2 separate regions of the Homo sapiens genome follow, and region 2 is linked to region 1. Evidence: chromatin loops called from intact Hi-C (ENCODE). Cell type or tissue: heart left ventricle. All regions are shown on one strand. Each heading gives the region's core, and the rest is flanking DNA. Links, peaks and the distances in the headings are about the cores only.

Region 1 (8,000 bases), core at 1-8,000:
GGCAACAAGAGCAAAACTCCATCTTTAAAAAAAAAAAGACAGGAGAGCTTTGCTCTAATCTTTACTGCCAGATAAATCTGAGGATGCCCATCTCAGCCCTGAACAATAGCAACAAAAATAATTTATAGGAAAGCAGTGAGGACGGGGGGAGGAGGGTGAAAATTCATTCACCACAAATCTCAGATGCTTTGCCCTTCATGAAAAACTGTTCAGTGATTTTCTCGGTACAGACAAGGGAGTTCTGATGCAGCCGTAAGGCTTAGGATGTGCATGACACAGAGATTAACGCTGGGGAGTCTCTTGGAGTAAAAACCAAGTTGATCAGGTCCTGACAATAAACTGGGGGTGGGGGTCAGTTCAACGACCCAGCTTCCCACTCGCATCTCCTTAGAATGAGATACCTCTAACACTTTGGTCTGGGTATGTTTACAAGTGCGATGTTGCCATCCACCCGAACCCCACACACAACTGAGTTTGCCCCTTCCCAACGTCACAGACCCAGAAGTACTCATCTTCCCTAACTGGGCCGCCAGAGCCAGGTGCAGATAGCGGCGGCCGCCCGGGGCCAGGCCTGGCAGTCGGTCCCAGGAGGGCCGGGCCCTATACCAAATCCATCCACATCGCCCGGTTCCCGCAGCCCTGAGGAGCCAAGCACCCCCTCTGCGCTCCAAACGCCTCTGGACAATGCAAGCGCCACCCCCTTCCCTCTTCGGCTCTTCCGCGCGGCGGCTACAAAACCGCGGCTTTGTGTGTGACAGCAAGTGTATGCGCGAGCGTCCCTGGGCTCACACACCCCCTTGCACCCTGCCTGCTCGCCGCGCCAGGTCCGGGCACCAAGCGGGCGCACCGCGCGCGGGTCCACCAGGCTGAGAGCCGCGCTCCAGGCCTCTGGCCACCCCGCCACGGGGAGCAGGGGCTAACACCCACGCCCCCAATCCCGGCTGTGAGGGCAGCCGGGGAGAGCAGTGCGCGTAGCTCAACTGAGGCGAGGCAGGGGCCAGGGGCGCGAAAGAGCCACAGGCGAGAGCGGCGCCCACGTCTCCCTAGCCCCGCCGCCCCCAACTTTGCGAGCTGAGGGCCGGGAGTGGGCCGGGGCGGCTCACGACTCGGCAGGAAGTTCCCAGGGCCGCACTGAGCATGCTCTCGGGGAGTGTGTGCGCGGGTGTGGGCTCTGCGCTCCCTGCAGCCTCCCAGACCCGGCAGCAGGGCTGAGCGCGCCGGCGGGATCACGGACCCGCGGGCCGTCCCCTAACAGCCGGGGCGCCCCCGGGCCTCCTGGATCCTCTGGCCCGGAGCGCCAGCCCGCCGCATCCCTCCTCCCTAGGGGCTCGGGGCCAGCCTCCCTCCTTCTTCCTTCCTCCCCACTGGCCCCTGGCCGAGCCCGCCCAGTGCGCCTGGGTCCCGAGGACCCCGGCCCGGCCCGGCCCACGCCTGCGGCGTGACCCCCACCGGGCTCCTCCGCGGTCCGAGCGCCCATCTGCCATCCCCCGCCGCTCGCCTCCAGCCCGCGCAACCAGAGCTTCCTTTGGACTGTCCCTAGGAATGCCAACAAGCCCCCTCGTCACGGGGCGGGGGGGGTTCAGCCTCCCCTGGGAGGGGCTGCCCGGGGCAGGTGGGCTTCTCAAGGCGCGTCTCCCGGCTCCACTCCGGCGTCCTGCAGAGCGGCCGGGGCCGGGGCACCCACGCAGGCGGCAGAGGAGCGACGGAAGGAAGCCCCCGACCGCGCCGACCCCGGTGCGGGCTCTCCTCGCCCGCGCCTGGTTCCCCGTGCCCCCCGCGGTCCCCTCTGCGCGCATCACCCCGCGGGGATGACGAGCTCCCTCCGACGCGATCACCCGGATCCGGCAGCTCTTACCTCCTTGTTGGGCAGCAGCAGCAGCCGGGAGCACCCGCCGGCCGCCGTGCCCACGCGGCCCGAGGCGCGAGGTCGCGACGCCCCGAGCCTGCGGCGCGGCTACCTGGGCTGGATCGCGCCCGGGGCCGCCGCCGCGGGAGCCGCAGGGCCGCCGCCGAGCGGGCCGCGGCAGGGACGGTCTGCAAACTACCAGCCCTGGCGGGGCCGCGCGCGGCGCGTCCACACTCAGCCCCGAGACGCAGCAGAGGCGCTCCTGTGGGAGCTCAGTCGACCAGGGCGGGAGTCCGTCCTCAATTTCTGGCAACCTTCCCCTAGCCAACCTCACCAACTTCTCCCCGCTTCTGGGCTCGCGGCTCTAGAAGGCAGAAATTCCGGCCGGGGACGTTTGGCAAACTCCCCGCCCCCGGCCGCGCGCTCAGCCAATTCGGAACGCCCCAGCTTCTCAGGGGCCGTCGGCAAACTCTCAACCCTGTCTAGGAGGACTTCTCCCAGCCACTCTGTTCCGCAGCCCAAGGGGAGAGAAAGGAGCGAGCGGGACCTTCTGATCGCGGCCATAAATAATATCCTAACAAGGTCAGGGGCAGTGTGCAAATATTGATATGACGATGCATCCTCCGGAGTGGTGCAGTCCAAGCCCCAAAGGACAAGGGGCCTTCCAGCAGCGAAGCCCACTGATGGGGAGACTGTGGTCTCAACCATCTTAGAGGTGCAGGCAACTTTAACAAAACGCCCTGAGGCTCAGTTTCCTCTTTCGTAGAACGCATTACACAAAGCAGTAGGTATACTGCCATTTGGTTTTTGTGACCTTGGGCAAGCCACTTAACCATTTGAATTCATCTTTATGAGCATAACAAATGCTGCTTCATGAGGTTATTGTGAAGATGATATGAAATATATGTGAAATACTTAGGGATATGTGGCACTTATAAATGAAATCCATTCTTTCTTCTCTGCCCTGCTCCCACTCCCGGATTTTAGGAACACTCTGGACGAGCTAGCTGAAAACTGCACTGTTGTAAATTCACAAATAAAACACATCCCGTGCCCTGAAGGCACCACAAAGAACATTGACTGACATGAGAGATTAAATCCAACCAAGCCCCAGGAGAGAGAATGCCATACATTTACATCGATAAGCATTATAGTTTCTTGTTAAGTAGTATCTGGAATGGAGGAAGAGTGGGCTATTGAGCTAGTGGTAGAATCCACAAGACCATAACCCCAGCAATTTCCAGACCCCATAACCAGTCACTACATCCAGACCTCATAAGGATTCATGTTCAGTTTCCCCTCATCTGCCCTGCAGGACTTCACCCCTACTTCGTTGTCCTCTCTGGGGTCTTATTTCTTGGACTTAGCTCGCCCCCACCCTACTACGCACCCTCCCCACCAGAGGCATTTACAAACGAGGATCATGGAATTTTTAGACCCTAGGAATGATTCAGTCCCTTTCCTTCATTTTGTAAGTGAGCTCATAGCTGGTTGAGGTCTCCTGACCCCAGGACCTTTTAATAGGGCATATCCATAGCCTCTCCTGCACTGAGCAAGCTCTGGGCTTTGGGCACCTTATGTCAATCCTGTCTTCAAGTTTAGCTGGAGGAAATGGCTCTAGCACTTCCTGACCAGATAAGCCCCAAATTATCAGCCACTTGGCTCCTCAGCTGTTAGAAACTGTCGAGTCAAGATACTCAAAAACCACAGGGAAATCTGCAAGGCCAGGATGACTAAGAAAAGACCTTTTGGTGAAATCCCAGTAATGTTCTGAGGCACGTATTTCCCTCAGTCCCTTGAGAGAAAATAGTATCTTTAGCTCTCCCCAAGCACCAGGAGGGAAATAGAAGAATGGTGACATCTGGTGGCCGGGACTTGCTGTACTGGATACAGATCATGTAGATTCTAATCATAATAGATTGGATTTGAAGTCAAGTTCCCACGGGTGGTTAATAATGATACCACCTGGTTGCCTAGAGATTTCTGAAAGGCATCAATCATTTCAACTTTATGAACCCACTGCTATAGAGGATATTACAGATGGTTTTTGTTTCAGGATATTTTTTATAAAAAGTATATGTGTATATAGAGAAATTAAGTAAATTCGTTTGTATACACAAATATACATTTTCCATATTTGTATTACATAGTCTATTTATTTATATAAATCATATACTTGCCATGCGTTTAAGAAAAAGTAATACTATCTAAGTTGTTTTCCCCACAGTTAAGATTACAATTTTTATTATTAATTGCTAAAGGATACTGTTTATGGACATAAGGATGCTTATTAGGATGCAGCTGTATATTTCATCACATCCTCTCAAGAGACCGTTCATTACAAGCTTAGGAAGAAAATAACATAGCAGGATTTCAATAGTGAAAGCCCTGGCAGCTGATGGCCAAGGTCGTGCATTCCTGGTGAACAGAGATTCATTTTTAGCATTTTCACCACTTGCAAACAATGGGTGTCAGGTTAGAAAAAGAAAGATATTTAGGACTATTTCACAACAATGCAACAGTGTTTGTTGGTATTGCTAAGTCTACTCTAACTGTATTGCTTCATTTCTTTTCATTTGTCTGTCACATATATAGTACTTTAAATAATTGCTCAATTATAAGCATAGTAAACACAGCTTTTTACATATAATCAAGTATAGTCAGCCCTCCATATCTGCGGATTTCGATCTGTGATTGATTGAATCTGAGGATTTAGGATCCTCCAAATCCATGCTTACAGAGGGCCAACTATATATTGTTTCTCAGCATCTCTTACTAAGCTGTATGTGAATTACATTTTAACAATTCATGGAGTAGATTTTACTATACGTATTTCATAGAAAAAGAAGCCAAGACTTAGTAAAGGTAAGTAATATACTTACAGATAGGCACTGTTGATAAGGATCACAGCCAGGATTGAATCCAAAGTTTGCCTGACTCCAAAGCCCAGAACCTTTCTATTACACCATGCTTCTCACCCCAGATAACCAGGAAGAAAGGAAGATCCATGCAGAAAGTACTGTGAATAATACAGTAAATATTAAAGGGGATATTTAAGGTACCCTACATAGACCAGGTTTCTTGACCTATTCAAATTGCATGAAAATTATAGCAACAAAATAACAATTATGTATGTAAACCTTATAAAGCTGAGACCCATGTGGTTCAGTCTTGGAACTGGTGTCTGTGAAATAAACAAATGAAATTGTTTTTCTGCCCTGGACCTGAGCTCTAATGGCTTGAGGAATTATCCACTATGTAATCTTGGTACAAGGTAAAACCTCTGATGGTAAAGGTGCTGACCAAATTTTTAGGGCAGCATTGCTAGTGGTAGTGCCCAGTGGCTGATGCCATAATGTGGATGATGTAAGCTGTGATGCCTGGCAGATAGTGATCCAGGTGACAGCATCTTCACCTTGCCAGATTTTAGGAGTTCTTTCTACGTGCATTCCTCTGGCCTCCGTCTTCTTCTTCTTTCTTCTTTCCTCTTTTTTTGAGACAGATTCTCACTCTTTTGCCCAGGCTGGAGTGCAGTGGCATGATCACAGCTCACTGGCAGCCTCGACCTTCTAGGCTCAAGTGATCCTCCCACCTCAGCCTCCCAAGTAGCTGGGACTACAGGTGCAGGCCATCATACCCAGCTAACTTTTTAATTATTTTACAGAGATGGGGGTCTCTCTATTTTGCCTAGGCTGGTCTTGAACCCCTGGGCTCAAGTGATCTTCCTTAATTAGTCACAGTAACTTTCTGTTGCTTGTGGTTAAGTAGCCTGACTGATACAGACATTTGAATTAACAGGCGTAGACCCTAAGGGAAATAGATGAAATCAGGGATAGGTTATCTAGTCTGATTAAGGTTGAGGGTTGAAAACTTGGCTTCTTTAAAGGTCTTTGATGCAGGCAGCCTGTGGTATACAGTGGCAAAAGTTTGTTATCAACTGTATACATCTACAATGAAGTACCCATTGAAATCAAACTTTTGGGTAACCAAGTGACAACTGAGCAATAAGACTTAGGAATAGGCTGGGTGCGGTGACTCACACCTGTAATCCCAGCACTTTGGGAGGCCGAGGCGGGCGGATCACAAGGTCAGGAAATTGAGAACATCCTGGCTAACATGGTGAAACCCCATCTCTACTAAAAATACAAAACATTAGCCGGGCATGGTGGCAGGCGCCTGTAGTCCCAGCTATTTGGGAGGCTGAGACAGGAGAATGGCATGAACCTGGGAGGCGGAGCTTGCAGTGAGCCGAGATCAGGCCACTGCATTCCAGAACAAGACTCTGTCTCAAAAAAAAAAAAAACAAACAACAACAAAAAAACACTTAGGAAAAAGACTCTCACAATAAGACTGTGAGAGTAAGGTGGTTGTTTTTTATGGAGCTGAATAGCTTTTTTTTTTTTTTTGAGACAGTCTTGCTCTGTCACCCAGGTTGGAGTGCAGTGACGTGCTCTCGGCTCACTGCAACCTCTGCCTCCTGGGTTCAAGCAATTCTCCTGCCTCAGCCTCCTGAGTAGCTGGGACTACAGGTGCATGCCACCATGCCTGGCTAATTTTTTGTATTTTTAATAGAGACAGAGTTTCACCATGTTAGCCAGGATAGTCTCCATCTCCCGACCTCGTGATCCACCCGCCTTGGCCTCCCAAAGTGCTGGGATTACAGGCATGAGCCACTGCACCCAGCCTGAACAGCTTTAAAAAAGAGAATTATGAGCTGAAACTCTTACATTCTCAGCTCAAGGTACCTATAAACCAGGGCTTTTCTATGACTTCTGAAACAGACAAGCAGAAAACCTTTTGATTTTTAGCAGGTGGAGGCCAAAATAAGTGAAAAAAAAACTCAACTATTAATCGTTTGGATTGCTGAATTACAAAGTCACTTGCATTCATAGCCTAACCACTCTCTTATTTGAAACCAAAAGCATTGATTAGAACTCATTAGGACCCTGAGGATTGCATGGAGTTACATAGGACAATTTAGATGACTTAATTTGATGTACTCCACACCCCTCAGGCCTTATGTTGGCTTCCTTTGCCAAATAAAGGCAGTCATGAGGTTCTTGTTGCTTTGACTGAGATCCTCTAATGACCTGGCTTGAGGGTGTTGCCTTGAAACTTTATGCCCTGTGCCAAATACTCCTCATTTTCTCTCACTAGAAAGCCCAGCACACCTCAAAAGGCCAATTGGAAAGGCAAACTCTGAAGGAAAAGACTTACCCATCACAGGAGGTGTGAGATTCTGCTAATTTATAAAAGCAAAAATCTGGGGAATACATGTGGAGAGAAATTCTGAGAATGCTAGACCAAGGAAGGAAGAACATAGCCTTAGATGAGGCTGAATGTATTGATATGGAGGCATTAGCAAAGTTCTAGACTCAATGTGTTCACTTGGGCAGTTGGGAGTAGTATTAATCATCTGCTTTGTTGGCTGCTGAAATCTAGACTTATGAGGACTGGTGTAAACAATAATGCTAGTTGGCATACACGTAACCCCTACTAAGTGCCAAGCACTTTTCAAAGTGCTGTCATACATCAAATTATCTAATCATAATAATAAACCTATGAGACAGGTAGTATCATCCTCATTTATAAAAGGGAAAACTGAGGCATATATAGGTTAAACAACTTTCCACATGCAGCTTGTAAGTGGTACAGCTGGGATTCAAATCAGATACCTGGTTCCAGAGTCTGAGCTTTTTAGGTCTATGCTAAGTTATATTTATGAAAGTGAGATGCCAGGGATACCTTGCTATGTGGAGGGAGAATTCAAGAATTTAAGAAAATGCTCTAATAGATGTATCAAGTGTTACCTACTTATCTACCTCAATGCTATGTTCTCTAAAATGCCCCAGAAGAAACATATTCACCTCAGCGCTGAGGAATCCACTGGTGAGGGGAATGCCAGCATTTTTGGAGAGCTCTGTAGTGGCTTTTCTCTGGAGGACAGACCTCTTAACAAAAAATGTGGCCCTTGCTCAGTTTCCAAATGCGTTGGCCTCAAGCCCTTCCAGTAAAAGAGAGAGTGGGTATACTTGTGACAGACACCATTGGACGGTCAACCTAAAGCCACTGCAAGTCCAATTTCCTTTGCTACATCCTACTTTGGAGTCTGCAAAACCAGATATTTGCTTCCTCAGGCTCTACTCTAGTAGTG
Region 2 (14,411 bases), core at 6,412-14,411, 150 kb before region 1:
CCCAGGCCTAGCCAATCAGGATGGAACATGATACTGGTCACTCTGACTGGATCATGAATAGGCATAGAGGCCAAGCCAAGCCAATCATGACCCTGCTCTAGAGAGTTGCCAAAACTTCCTGGAAAGCAGCACAGCCGTCTGGGACTGAAAACTAAAACCTAGAGCCTCCTTGGGACCATCCATCTCTGCCCTCACCATGCAAAGATGGCCTAAGAATGAAGGCAAAATAAAAGACAGAACATATTAACATAGCCTTGAAGGACAGCATCACTTCTGAACTGTATTTTCTTCTTAATGATAAAAAGCAAAACCCTCTTGACAACACAAAGTGAAAACTATACCAACAATGAGAAGAATTTTCGGTAAACATACCAAAAGAAATGGCTTCTGACAGTATCCAATACCTGAGAGGACACAGCTGAGGTTCTTAAAGATGGCTCCCATGTCTGAACCTCTCAACAGCATCCCACAAACTTTCAAATGACATGAGCCCCAAGTTCCCTTTTAGTTTAAGTTAATATAAGCTAAGTGGTTGGCCTCTTGCAACCAAGAGATTATTGACAAAACATGAATTTCGTGATGAGCTAAATATTGATAACAGAGGCACAAAAAGATCAATTTGGGAACTTCAAATTTAAAGTGTTCCAGTGAAACACTATATACAAAATTATTTTCTAATCTATAAAGCACTATACACATATTAATTTCACTATTAGTGGTGATATCCAAATAAGAAGTCACTACAGTGTTCCATTTTTATGTCAATATTCCAAATATGTAACTTTTAAACTGTAATTAACAAATGCTCATACAGTACTGACTTTATGCCAAGCATGTTTCTAAGAACGTTATTGGTCTCACCTAATCCTCCTGACATGGTTTGGCTCTGTGTCCCTACCCAAATCTCATCTCAAATTTTAATCCCATGTCAGGGGAGGGAGCTGGTGGGAGGTGAATGGATTATGGGGGCAGTTTCCCTCATGCTGTTCTCATGGTAGTGAGTTCTCAGGAGAGCAGATGATTTTAAAGTGTGGCACTTCCTTGCTCTCTCGCTCGCTCTCTCCTGTCGCCATGTAAGACGTGCCTTCCTTCCCCTTCCACTATGATTCAAGTTTCCTGATGCCTCCCCAGCCATGTGGAACTCTGAGTCAGTTAAACCTCCTTTCTTTATAAATTACCCAGTCTCAGGTAGTATCTTTATAGCACTGTAAAAATGGACTAATATACCTCCTAACAATACTGTGAAATGGACACTACTATTATTTCCCCCATTTTACAAATGGGGAAACTCAGCCAGAGGAAGGCTAAGAAACTTACCCAAAGTCACACTGCTATGAAGTGGTGGAGCCAGTATTTGAACCGAGCCAGTCTGGTTCCACAGATGCTGCCTTTCATTGTCCCTCATCCCCTCAACACTAGCATCAAAGTTTCAACTGCCTTTAAACCGATATTCTGAAACAAATGGCTTGTGGCTACAGTCCTCATGGAACCTTGTCTCTCTGCTGGGTTGTTTCCTCAATAATGAGTCACCCAGCTATCCTTCAAGCTACACCCTTGGAAATAATTATGACAAATTCTCCCTTGCCCTGTCCCACGGTCTGTCCGTGTCCCCATAACACCAGCTTCACCCTAACGTGGGTCTCAAATTCTTTCTCCCTGGGCCATAGGAACATCTCTAACCCAGGGCATTCTCCTCCTAACTGAAGATTAAATGCAGTCTCTCTCACCCATTCATATGCATTTCACTCCACATGGCCCATAATTATTCTCTGGAAATACAGACCTCACACCTATTCATCCTCCTACTTTAAACCTCTCATCAACTGCCACGGCCCAGGGAACAAAATAGAAACTCCTTCATTTAACATTGAAAATGCATCACAAATCCCAATTAACTCTCTAGTCTCATTTTCTTCAATATTGCTCCAAGTATGCTGTCAAGGGTATTTTCTGATGTAAAGTAGATCTTTGGGGACCTGTCTTGTTTTCTTTAACTTATTTAATTTACTCTCTCATATCTTGATAATTATATACTTTGCTTAAAATAACAAAGAATTTCTTCTAAAACATTCTGCAATTTAAACCCATTCTCTAAGACTACTTTGTACCATTGTTATCCGGAATTAGTGGTCCTTTCACGAGAAGAAATAATTACCTTCTATAGAAGCAGAAGTAAAATGTACATTGCCAAAAGCACACTGTGGGCCAGGAAAGGAGTTCCTTAAGGGCAGGATCCTAAAATAGTCTTCTGGGAGTTTCTAAAATCTCTTTCCTTGGAGGCCTCCAAGACCAGTGGCAAAGCTAAATGAGGTGGAGATTGGCGGGCGGCGGGGGTGGGGGGGCTTGTGAACAGCCTTGCTAGGAAAAGGGAAAGGAACTTTAGGTCTCAGCTGGCAATCAGGAAACTTCAGCGTCTCAGGCGTCTTTCTGCACTAACCATAGGTGAAAATATCTGCTGGCACCAGATTCTAACAGTATCTCATAGATCGGAATTTCACAAACCTGCCACAATTGACATTTGGGGCTGGATACTTCTATTATGGGCAGTGTCTTATATATTGTAGGATGCTTTTTGCAGCATCTCTTGTCCTCATCTATTAGAAATAAATAGGCCAGTCACAGTGGCTCATGCTTGTAATCCCAGCACTTTGGGAGGCTGAGGTGGGAGGATCGTTTGAGCCTAGGAGCCCAACCAGCCTGGGCAACATAGCAAGACCCCATTCTCTACAAAAAATAAGAAAAAAGAATTTGCCGGGCATGATGGCACATTGCCTGTAGTCCCAGCTACTCAGAAGGCTGAGGCGGCAGGGGGTGGGGACATGGAAGGTCGAGGCTGCAAAGAGCTGTGATAGTGCCACTGCATTCTGGCCTGAGCAACAGAGCGAGACTGTCTCAAAAAAAAAAAAAAAAAAAAAAAAAGGAAATAGCACCTCTTCATTTGTGAAAACCAAAATGTGTCCTGACATTGACATGTGTCCCCTGGGGGCAAAATCGCCCACAGCTGTTAATCACTGCTATAAATTCACTTCCTCAAAGATCACCATCACTTCTGAACTGTCTTTCTTCTTCTAAATAAAAACAAAATATCCTTGACCACACAAAGTGAAAACCATACCAACAAAGACAAGCATTTTTCTGTAAAGATACCAAAAGAATAGCTTCTGACAAGGGTCCACATATTTATTGTTACCATTGCAAATAACAAAACAGAAAGTGACAGGTAGATAGACAGAACATATTTGCTTCTTGCTCAACTTAATAGGAAGCCACCTGCAATCTCATCTCTCTCCCGTCTCTCAGTAGCATCTGGGATCTCACTGACATACCAGTATCTGACCCTGGGAAAGTCATCTGCTGAGCCACTGCCCAGGGGTGGAGCTGGGACACTTCAGGTGCTACTTCAACACAAACTGATGACATGGGTACACATACAAGGAAAGAGCACAGGTACAACTAAATTTCAAGGTCCATTAGCAGCACAAAGAGGGGGAAATTGCACTTCCAAATGCAAGCCCTGGAACTCAGCAGGGACATTTTTCATTTTCAACTTTCAAATGGTAAGAATAATAATAATGGTTGCTGTTTTTAAGAACAGCTTCCAAATTCAAATACATTGCACTTCAACCCCAAATACTAGAAAGTGTTGCATATCGCTCCCCACTTTGGAAAAAATGCAGGGTTGCTGTAAGTTCAACTTGGATTAAATACCAGGAAACTGTCGCTTGAGTTATACCTGTACCTTTGATTTTGTGGTTCTGCTTCCCAAGTGACCTTGCAATTATTAAGTCATCACAACACCACTTGGATGCTATCATTATGGTTTTGGCTTTTAAGGAACAGTCAGCACTGGCCAGTTATTCAGCTGACCTTGAATGACAACTCTTTATTGAGAGTATAAATAAATGTGTACACATGCACATACATACACTACCCCGTAGAGAGCTACACAATGTTCTTGTCCTCTAAAGTATCACAATCTAGGATTGTAACTATCACATCTAGGATTGTAACTATCACATCCTATGAAGCCTCCACATCCCATAACCATTGATGGGAAGTTCAGTCCTGACCAACAAAAAAGGCAGTCCCACTTCTTAGGCGGTGTCTGCTAAGGTCTGAGAACTAGGGAAACGAAATACCAAGTCCGACTTCTAGGCAAATCACCACAAATGTAAATTGAGAAGAAGAACTATAAGAAGAAACTCTTCCAGGTGGTGAAACCAAATGCTGTTCCCTCCAATAGAAACCAATCCATGTGAGCAATATTTACTGAATTATCTTCAACAGGTAAGGCTACAATCAAGACACTATGGGCAGAACAAAGATATATCAGACATTCAGTCCTTAGAAGGCAAGCATTTTCATGATCAGATATGTATACTTTTTACCTTTTCCCCATTTCAGGTACATGACAAAGAACCACAGATCCAATCCTATTCGCTCCACTTCCTCACTTAAGATCACAAAACTAGAGAAAGACAGAATGGGTCTTTCTAAAATTCAAAGCATCATTCTAAAAGGAGAGAATTTTGACGAAGGCCCTTCAAGCCCTTTCAGAAAGTGAATATGGAGAAATTAATTTACTGTGTGATTGGTGGAAGGGTGGGGATTTTAAAAATCTGCTTTTTCATTCCTTTGAGTCCCCTTTCTCTTCAACAAGACAAACAGAGCTCAAAAATCCAGTTCAATCTGATTTCTTGATTTTAATAAAGCTCATTTCCACCTAAATTTCCCTAGGGGCAAATTTACTTTCACATTAAAAAACCCTCGGTGATAAATTTGTGAAGATAAGCCATACTGGATAAAAGCTACACAGAACACAGCTAGAGAGAAAAAATAAGGAGACACACAGACACACACACACACACACACACAGAGCTATCCCCCTAAAGAAAATAAATTTAGGGAATCCTTCTTCAATTGCTATGGTACCCAATTTAGAGACAGTTTATAGCCAACCAGAAGATATATTAGCAAGCAATAAGACACAACAATAAGCAATCAGAAACATCAGTGAGCAATAAGACACCAGAGTCAGCTGTAAAGACACACCAGGGAGAACATTTCTGAGCAATTACCGCATGTCTCCATTCAGGAAGGGAGAGAGAAAAACTTTACTTGGCGAGGATTGGAACCCCATAAAACTGAACTCTCACAGCTCAGGAGCCATTCTTGGGTTGACAGAGGGGTCTGAAGACATCAGCATGGTTATGGATCAGAGAGAGGGCAGAAAAGCAAGGAAGGGCTGCTCATAAATGAGAACTGTTCACTTAAGTCCTTGTCCTTCTTTCTGGTACTCTATAGACATGGCAAATCGTTTTTTAAAAATATGTAGTTGACTGACAAGATATAAAGGACCCCCCCCCACCTTCTGGGGGAAATGAAGAAGGCTGTCCAGCATATCTATATCCACTTTGGCCAAGACAGTGTCTATGAAAGGGATGCCTCTGCATGCATGCACGCGCACGCGCGCGCGCACACACACACAGACACACACACACATACACGGGCCAGCTTTTACAAACATTAGCCTGAGAGCAGACACTGAGACAGAGAAATCCTTAATGAGACAGATGATTAAATCTAGGAAACTGGCAGCTCTCTTCTAGGTAAGAAAATGGTAGCATCTTTTTACAGACACATGCCTTTATGATAATTTACAAATGGAAGGAGAGATGGAGTTAACACTCAGAATCTCTTCTCTACATAGCACTAGCAGATCTGAAGCTGAGCTCAGGGGACTCCAGTACCAACAGTCACCCACTCCCAAGTACTTAAACTCAACAAAACCTGTGAAAACCCTTCTCAGAGATGCTAAGAAGATTAAGTAAAATCATGTACATTGGAGGGTCAGGCAGAGGAACTTGTATTTACTGGACAGCTACTAAATGTTAGTTTCCTCTCCTTCCCTGCCTCCCAATTTTTTTCTGAGTCACCCCCACTTTACAGCAACCATGGTTTGTGTCATTTTATGCATGTGTATTCTTTTCCTAATTAGCCAGTAAAAATTATGATGGTATGGACTGTGTCCCACACATACCCGAGAGATGCAAAGACATGCAAATGAGGTTAATCATTAAATGTGTAACTCTAAATTTGCTCCCATTGCCCAAAAAGGAAAAAAAAAACAAAACACAACACTCTGGTTCTTTAAATATTATTAAAAACACAGCACCAGTGGCACATTTAAAGGAGTCCCGCTCAGAGCCATTGGCTTAGAGAACATGATGCTTGTTAAGCGGTACACTAGCTCAATACATACGGCTGGTATATTTCCAGACTTCGTTTGAAAGTAGTCACCAAGTCCTTCCCATTTCCTTCTTAGAGGTGTACCCACGACCCTGTGCTCTGTGGCTTAAAGCCCAGGTAGCAAAGTCCTTGTGAGCCTTGCAACAAACAGGACAGCCAGAGGCAGCAAGATGCCACGATGGGGGAAAGAATGACAGCAGATGTGTTTATAGAGGCTCACAAGCCACAGGACTTCAGAGGCAGTGGAGAACAGCAAAGTTAAAGGCAGAACACTCCATCCCACCTCCAGAAATATGACACAGAACAGTGATGAAACCACATAGGGCCTTTCCAGTAGCATTTTCTACAGGGTACAGGGGTGGCAAGTGGAGACTGAAGAGGCATGGTTCCAGTTATTAAAAAGCAGCTAAACACAGTGGGAGGTTCTCTTGTCTAATTACAGAAGCTGTTGGAAACTGCAAGGAAGACAGGATTTACGGCCTAGATGACACTGCCTCTGTGTTGTAATTAAAAGTTATTTTTAATACCTTTGTTTGGTTGAATACTTTGAATTATTAGAAATATATTTTGCAATTTAAAATTTGCTAAAGGGCAAAGAACATTAAAAAAGGTAATAACAACCACCTTGCATAATGTAAAACAATTAAATGTTTTGACGCTGGGAGGTGGGAAAGGTAAAGAATCTCTCCCACTTAAGTGTGTGAATTTTTACAAGCAAAAGGGAAAGGAAAATAAGCTTAAAAGTATATGAAACAAGATTTTTTTTTAAAGCAGGAACTGATGTCAAAAGTAACCTAGTTACTTACTTTATCTATTAACCAGAGTTTGGCTACCACCCACCAAAAGTATAGACAGCTTGTTCACAACCATTCACCCAAAGCACTGAATCCTAATCCTCAGGCTCTTCACTTTGTCCTGGGTCCCCAGAAAATCGTGGTCACCCTAACAAGAGCAGTCCTGGTTCAAGCACAAAGACCCAGGGGCTGACCTCAGAGCAGTGTGATGGTGGGGGAGTTGCGGGGATGGGGGGGTTCTAATGTGAGCTGCAGGCAACAACATGCAGCGTATAATCTGGGTGTTGTTTTTAGTCAATTTTCCTTGTCTCATCCAATATTCCAGTTTCCAGAAGGAGCCAAACAAAATGCCTCCCAGTGGGAACCGCATGGTGGTGTACATGAGTGGCTACAGAATCTGCCTACGACTAGGCAGGGGTTATCTCCTAAAAGCCATTTCCAGAATTTCTATTTCTCCATATATACATAGGAGGCATTTTCGGCAATGGTGGCTCTTTTTTAACAACAGGGAGGAGAGAACCTATTATACGTAACAGACTTTCAAAATTGTCTGATGGGAGTACGGAGGAGGAAGAACTCTAAAAGGCACAAGCTTCTCAAATAACCTCTGTATTTCATTTAATCTATGCCATGAATCTTCTCTTTACAAGTGAATTCCAGGAGCTCATTAAGAGCAAATGTGTCACACAAACCACCAAATATTATGCATCATGATAAAACTATAAAAAGCATTTTAACATCTGCTATTAAAAAATAAATTTAGACTTATCTTTACAATGGCCATGCCAAGTTTATAGAATTTATATTATGCAGGTTCCAGTAAGAACCACTGCTCTCCTTTATTCTCTTCTTGGTCCAAAGCAGGGTGTGACTCCATATCAGGGCAGAGAATTGCTATTTTTACCTGCCACATTAATTTTCTCAAGTGCAACCAAGCTGGGAACAGCTGTAGTGGAGTTGGTTGAGTTTGTTCCGGTGCCATTGACAACAAGATTGTCCACCTTCGACTCCAACTTGCCAATGCGCTGCAAAATGTTATCTAATAACACAGCAAGGGTTTTCTTCAGATCTGTAAAAGAAAGTGCAGACAATTTTAAAATTCTATGGCCTCTACATATCTGTCTGGCTTGCTCTCTCTTTATCGTGGAGAACAAAACTTCTCAAATGTTTCTGAAGTGATACAAAAGATCTGTCAAACCACATCTGAAAGATGACAAGGGCCGTCTTCAACTGGCCCAGATCCTACTAAATACATCAGTCTGTCGTGGAATGCAAGTCTGGCAATAAGTAACATGGTATAACTATTTCCAGCTACTTGGTCAAGAGAGAAAACTCCTTGTTATTTAGCATCCTGCTATAGCACTACACTGAATTCCTCCTCCTTACAGCACCATAGTTTCTCACACAAAGCTTGACACCCCAAGGGTGCAGCAAGATCCCAAAGTAGCCTCTGGATCAAGTTTGTTATTTTTCGTGTTGCATACTCTAGCATGTCCCAGTTTTTTAAAAAGTGTTTAATTCTGTTAGTTACATACACTAACACTTCATAAAAGCTACAGCTCCAGATTTTCAGGTCTGCTAGGTAACCCAGAGTTGACTATAATCAGATTTAGGAAATATTTAAAATAAAGATTAGTCTCATTCATTTGCTCACAAATATTTATTAAGCTACTACTATGTGCCAGATATTATTCTAGATGCTGGGGATATACTCTCATCGTTCTTACATTTAAGAGTTGGTTCCCTTTCTCACACATCTGACTACACATTAAAGAGTACTGCACTTCCCTCTGGAAAAATTACAGGAACTCCTTCTTCACCCCTATGGATGCATTTACTATTTGTAGACAAGATATTCAAAGAAAAAAGAAAAGATAAGCTTAGACTCTCTCCTCTAAAAATTCATAATCACAGAAAGATATACTGACTTGTATGTGTCAGAAAAGCAGATGGGTGACTGCATAACCATCCACAGAAATAGAATCCAGACCCATTTCTGAATTGGGAGTGGGCCAGGGGAAAAGTGCACAGTGTGGGTAGCAGGACTGAGAAAAGCCCTGAGTTAAGACAAACGGGAAGGTGCCATCTTCCATTCTCCTAAAAACAGAGCAAACTTGTCCCTGAGCAGATGCGGTAATCTGGCCATGAAATAAACACACATGCTCACATAAACAGCACAGATCACAGCCAGCGAATCTCAACAAAGGTGCACCAGCCTGTTCCATTATGCCTCATGAACCAGAAGCAGATGCTGGTGCTGTGCTTCTTGTACAGCTGCAGAATCTTGAGCCAAATAAACCTCTTTTCTTTATAAATTACCCAGGCTCAGGTATTTTTTACAGCAATGCAAAATGGACAACTGTTTTATCTTCACATCCTCCCCATGAGGTAGATGTGACTCCGTTTTACAGATAAGAAAACTGAGGTTCACAGATATTAAATAATGAGCTGATAAAATGAGGGCTTGCCTCAGGACTGCTTAATTCCCTGACATCTCAATGGGACCAATCAGAAGTCAAGAACCTGGGTAGAAAAAAGAAACCAAGGGTGAAGTTCAGAGTCTTTCATCCATAACACAGTGGTTAAGGGCCTGACTTTGGAGCCAGAGTTCCTAGGTTTGAGTCCTACCTCTGGCATTCCTGTTTCCTTACCTGTAAAAGAGGGACATGAACAACACTTCAGCTTTGAGGTTGTCAAGAGGAGTTAAAGAGTTAATATTTATAAGGTGTTTTGAATACTGGCTGGCACATAATAAGCACTGCATAACTGCCTGTTAAATATATAAGTAAAATAAAACCTTTCACTGGAAAATGTTCTCATCCTTCCCAAAGAACTCTCTCCTCAGGTGATGCAAAGCTTCACTGCTTTATCCAAGGGGTCATGAGAGCACTCTCCTCTGCGGTCTGCAGTCCCACGGTCAGCATGACTCAGTTTGTCACAGGCACATCATTAGTTGGCACAGACAGCGGGAGTCAGTCACCTGTTCTGTCACTAAGTCTAATGCATCAACTGGCTCTCCAGAGTTCTGAAGAGTGCCAGAGGCCAGTCACACAGAAGGGGGCAGTCGTGCCAGTGAGAAGTGGCAATGTTCAGTATAAAGAAATACTCTTCAGATATAAAAGATCAATCTCCCCCATTTCAGCCTCTTTGCCTAGAGCCTGTGTCATCAGCCAGCTAGAATCCGAATACAATCTAGAATAGCATTTAACTATCACCGGTAATTGTAGTTGGCCAAGCACAGAAGCCCTGGCCCTCTAGTGTGACTTAACTCAGGATTTCTCAACCTCGGCACTACTGACACTTTGGGCCGGGTAATTCTTTGTCGTGGTGACTGTCCTTGCATTGTAAGATGCTTAGCAGCATCCCTGGTCTCTACTCCCTGAATGACAACAGCAATTATCCAGGTGTGGCAATCAAAAACGTCTCCAGACACTGCTAAATATCCTTTGGAGGGACAAAACTGCCCTGATTTGACAACCGCTGAATTAGGTGCATTCTCTCAACCCCTCTGTATTCCCCACTGCCCCTCTGTGGAGACATGGAGAGAGAACTGTGATAGAGAGGTTACAGGATAGGAAATGCCTACTGAATGAACCTGCATCATGTGTGACTTCCATTCACTGGAGGGACTGCTACAAATACAACAGAAAGTTGCAGTGAGAGAAGTCTGCCTTCCTCCCTATGGGGGAGCTAACAGAACATGAGCCAATGCTGATGGGCTCTCATCAGACTACTGGACACAGTCCCTCAATCCATTGTTATTGGTGATAGTTATTAGTGGAGTATACTCTAGGTAGGATATGAAGTTGTCATACTTACAATTAAGAAGATATTCTCCCTCAATTCTCAAATTACAGTGACCAGTAAATACAACTGACCTACTATCTCTTGTTGACCCCATCTGCCAAAGATTGACCTTCTGTGACTGTGTGACATGGAGTGTAAAAGGGGATTCATAATGAGGAGGAGGGATCACCATCACCACGGCCACCCCAATATAACCTCCTCCACTTATTGAACTTTCTATATGCCAGGCAGTGTGCTGAGCACTTTACATGAACTAATTCATTTAATCCTACCAAGACAGTCTGAGGAGCATGTGATCATCCCTATGCCCCTCTTAACAAATGAATAAATCACAGCACAGAGAGGCTAAATAACTTAGCAGAGGTGATTACAGATCCAGGACTCAAACCCAGTCTGGTTCCAGGGCTGATGGCTCTTACCCACCATGCTTCACCACCTCTTAAGAACTACAATGGACCTGTCCACCAGCAAGCATCTCTGACTTGCTCCCCCTGAATCTACTTGTTAGGGAATAACCTCTGGGATTTTGCCATGTGTTTGTGTAACAACATATACCAATCACTCTTAAGACTCACTCATGTCCCTGTCCTGTGGTAACTCTGTCCACCCGACCCAGTATCACTAAACATCCACCAGCTGACACTGGAGACTACCAGATACATCAAGTGATCCAAGATTTTTTTAAAATTAAGACTCTTTCTTTATCTTCTCCCTTAAAATGAAGACGGAATATAAGCCTACTAAAAACCTTGAATTCTCTAAGCACTTTACCTAGGTAGGCATGTTTTCTCTCCCAATATGAAAGAAAAAAGTTCATTTTCAACTCAAGCAGCTACCTGAGTCACCATTTCAAAGCAGCCAACCCAAGATTAAGGATGTTGTTAATAAAAAACACAATGACAGAGATGACGCCAAGCCCATATCTGTATCATTATACAGTGCTAGGCACATTAAGCATGTGTTACGTAAGTGAACAAATGAATGAGTGAAACAAACTATAGTACTCTCACAAATAAGGCTCAATAAATTATACCTTTCCGGGCAATGAAATTATTTTGCACCTTTGTATTTTACTGTTAAACCTCCAAAAACTGTTAACAGTTTTATCACAACTTTAAAGAAATAACAGGCTGGCGCGGCGGCTCACGCCTGTAATCCTAGCACTTTGGGAGGCCGAGGCAGGCGGATCACCTGAGGTCAGGAGTTAGAGACCGGCCTGACCAACATGGTGAAACTCCGTCTCTCCAAAAAATACAAAAAATAGCTGGGCATGGTGGCGTGTGCCTGTAGTCCCAACTACTCGGAAAGCTGAGGCAGGAGAATCGCTTGAACCTGGGAGGTGGAGGTTGCAGTGAGCCAAGATTGCACCGCTGCACTCCAGCCTGGGTAACAGAGCCAGAGCAATACTCCATCTCAAATAAACAAAAATAAAATAAAATAAAGAAATAACAGTATTTTTGTGTTTTAATCTTTTTTTTTTTTTTTTTGAGATGGAGTCTTGCTCTGTGGCCAAGGCTGGAGTGCAGTGGCACGATTTCAGCTCACTGCATCTGCCTCCTGGGTTCAAGCAGTTCTCCTGCCTCAGCCTCCTGAGTAGCTGGGATTACAGGTGCCACCACACCCAGCTAATTTTTGTATTTTTAGTAGAGATGGGGTTTCACCATCTTGGTCAGGCTGGTCTCAAACTCCTGACCTTGTGATCCACCAGCCTCAGCCTCCCAAAATGCTCGGATTACAGGCATGAGCCACCGCGCCCAGACCATTTGTGTTTTAATCCTAATGGTAACCCTTTTGTTCAATACAACTGTACAAATAATTTCTATAGTTTAATAAAAATAGAAAAATATTACTCCAAATTCTAGTATATTTTAATATTTCATTGCGTCTTATAGTTATTATAGCCATAAAATGCGTCCTCAACAAGATTATCATTTTCAATTACTAATGAGCTTTTAAAATTTTGTTTGTGCTTCAAAGCCTTTGCAATAAAAATTTAATCCCAACATTACTACTGCAATTCTGCATTCCTAAAACTTACTGTACATGATGAAGACGAGATCAAAGTAGTTGAAAAACATTTAAAATGTCTCTCTGGGGAAAGCAGGCTTTGGTTTCTATCATGCCAGCATTCTTTGATAAATGGTAAGGTCGATTAAACTGCATTGGAACAGGTTATTTGACAGCTTCTGTTAAGTTTTCATTTCCAGGAAGCCATGGTATTGATGGGTAAGAAGTGATTGGAAGGGCCTGACAGACACATCCTTGAGCAGACAGCCAAGGAGCTATAACTGCAAGTCACACTTTTCTCCATCTCTGGAATTCAAGGAGATGGGATCTCAGTAAAAAGGAGGGCCCTGCTGGTGGAATAAGGTTTATAGATCTATCAGCTAATGCTGTGAGACTGGGTGGTAAACCTTCATTTCCCAGATCATCAAAATCAATCCGTATTTGAGGAATTATCAAAAATGGCCATGCTTGGGAGCTATGCTGTCCACCACCCCATTTTTCCTGGAACATGCTTCTAAAGCAGTGGTTCTTAGCCCTGCTGTGCATCAGACTCACTTTGTGCAGTCAGTTACCAGGTTGCATCTTCAACACACTAAATCCGGATCTGCAGAGTCCGTCAAGGATTAGGGCACAGCCAAGGTTGAGATCTACTGTGAAGGTACGGCCGCCATGATACTATGGCACAGAACCAACTACGCAATGAGCAAGGTCTTACATCTGAAATGCCAAAAATTATTTACATCTGTGCCTGCTCATGAATCAAATCCCTTTCACCATGGCTGCCCGAGAGGCAGAGCATGAACAACAGAGCCACAGAGCAGCTTCACTTGCTGCTCTGGAGAAACTGGCAAAGACAGGGCGTTAATGAGAAAGGAAGGTGCTATTGAAAAAAGAATTAACCTCAACCTCTTATTTCCATTGACTGTCAGGAATGTCAAGTTTCATCAATTATATATTTTTAAATTAATTTTAGAGTGATCTTTCCACAGAAAGATAATAGAGTTACAGTAATGACCCAAATACAGTCCATTTATTATGTACAAGGACATTCAAAGCAGTGTTATTTATAAAATAGCGTTATTACAGATAAGAACTGGAAATTACCCAAACACAAAATAAAAAGATTAAATTACATTATGTCAGCCATTCATAAGATAGAATAAATCACTAGACTGTAAACTTAGGGAGGGCAGAGACCAAGTCTGCTTGTCATCTCTGTTTACAGCCACTAGCTATTAATATCAGGAGTTCAATAAATATTTGTTAAGTGGATGGATAAAAAACGAAAAGTATACAGTCATCAAAAATACTTAATGGCTGGCCGGGTGCGGTGGCTCATGCCTGTAATCCCAGCACTTTGGGAGGCCGAGGGGGACCGATCACCTGAGGTCGGGAGTTTGAGACCAGCCTGACCAACATGGAGAAACCCCGTCTCTACTAAAAATACAAAATTAACTGGGCATGGTGGCACATGCCTGTAATCCCAGCTACTAAGGAGGCTGAGGCAGGAGAATCGCTTGAACCTGGGAGGCGGAGATTGCGGCGAGCCGAGAT

Evidence for each region. A loop is a pair of places that touch in the nucleus more often than their neighbours do. Peaks named below come from ENCODE experiments on the same cell type or tissue, not always from the same donor. Only the 100,000 strongest peaks of a DNase experiment are listed, where the experiment ranks them.
Region 2: it touches region 1 in a loop (4-fold over the local background); 14 of 110 quality-filtered maps call a loop at or near these places.

Annotation. Positions count from the first base shown.
Region 1 is chr2:134,114,147-134,122,146 of GRCh38, reverse strand. It overlaps a transcript of MGAT5 not described here. Among named protein-coding and RNA genes, the nearest start is that of MIR3679, 9.0 kb to the left of the region's middle. RefSeq lists silencers at 782-931, 1,182-1,391, 1,622-1,691, 1,742-1,901, 1,922-2,021. In heart left ventricle, for the core only: CTCF peaks have their summits at 3,506 and 3,712 (motif pointing left); DNase peaks (open chromatin) are centred at 746, 1,146, 2,196, 3,706 and 1 weaker place; H3K4me3 peaks cover 3,653 bases; H3K27ac peaks cover 3,469 bases.
Region 2 is chr2:134,264,087-134,278,497 of GRCh38, reverse strand. It overlaps MGAT5 (alpha-1,6-mannosylglycoprotein 6-beta-N-acetylglucosaminyltransferase), which reads right to left. Exons shown (of 16, transcript NM_002410.5): 2 at 7,948-8,112. Among named protein-coding and RNA genes, the nearest start is that of MGAT5, 17 kb to the right of the region's middle. In heart left ventricle, for the core only: a CTCF peak has its summit at 10,094 (motif pointing right); no DNase peak of the experiment used is centred there; H3K27ac peaks cover 1,034 bases.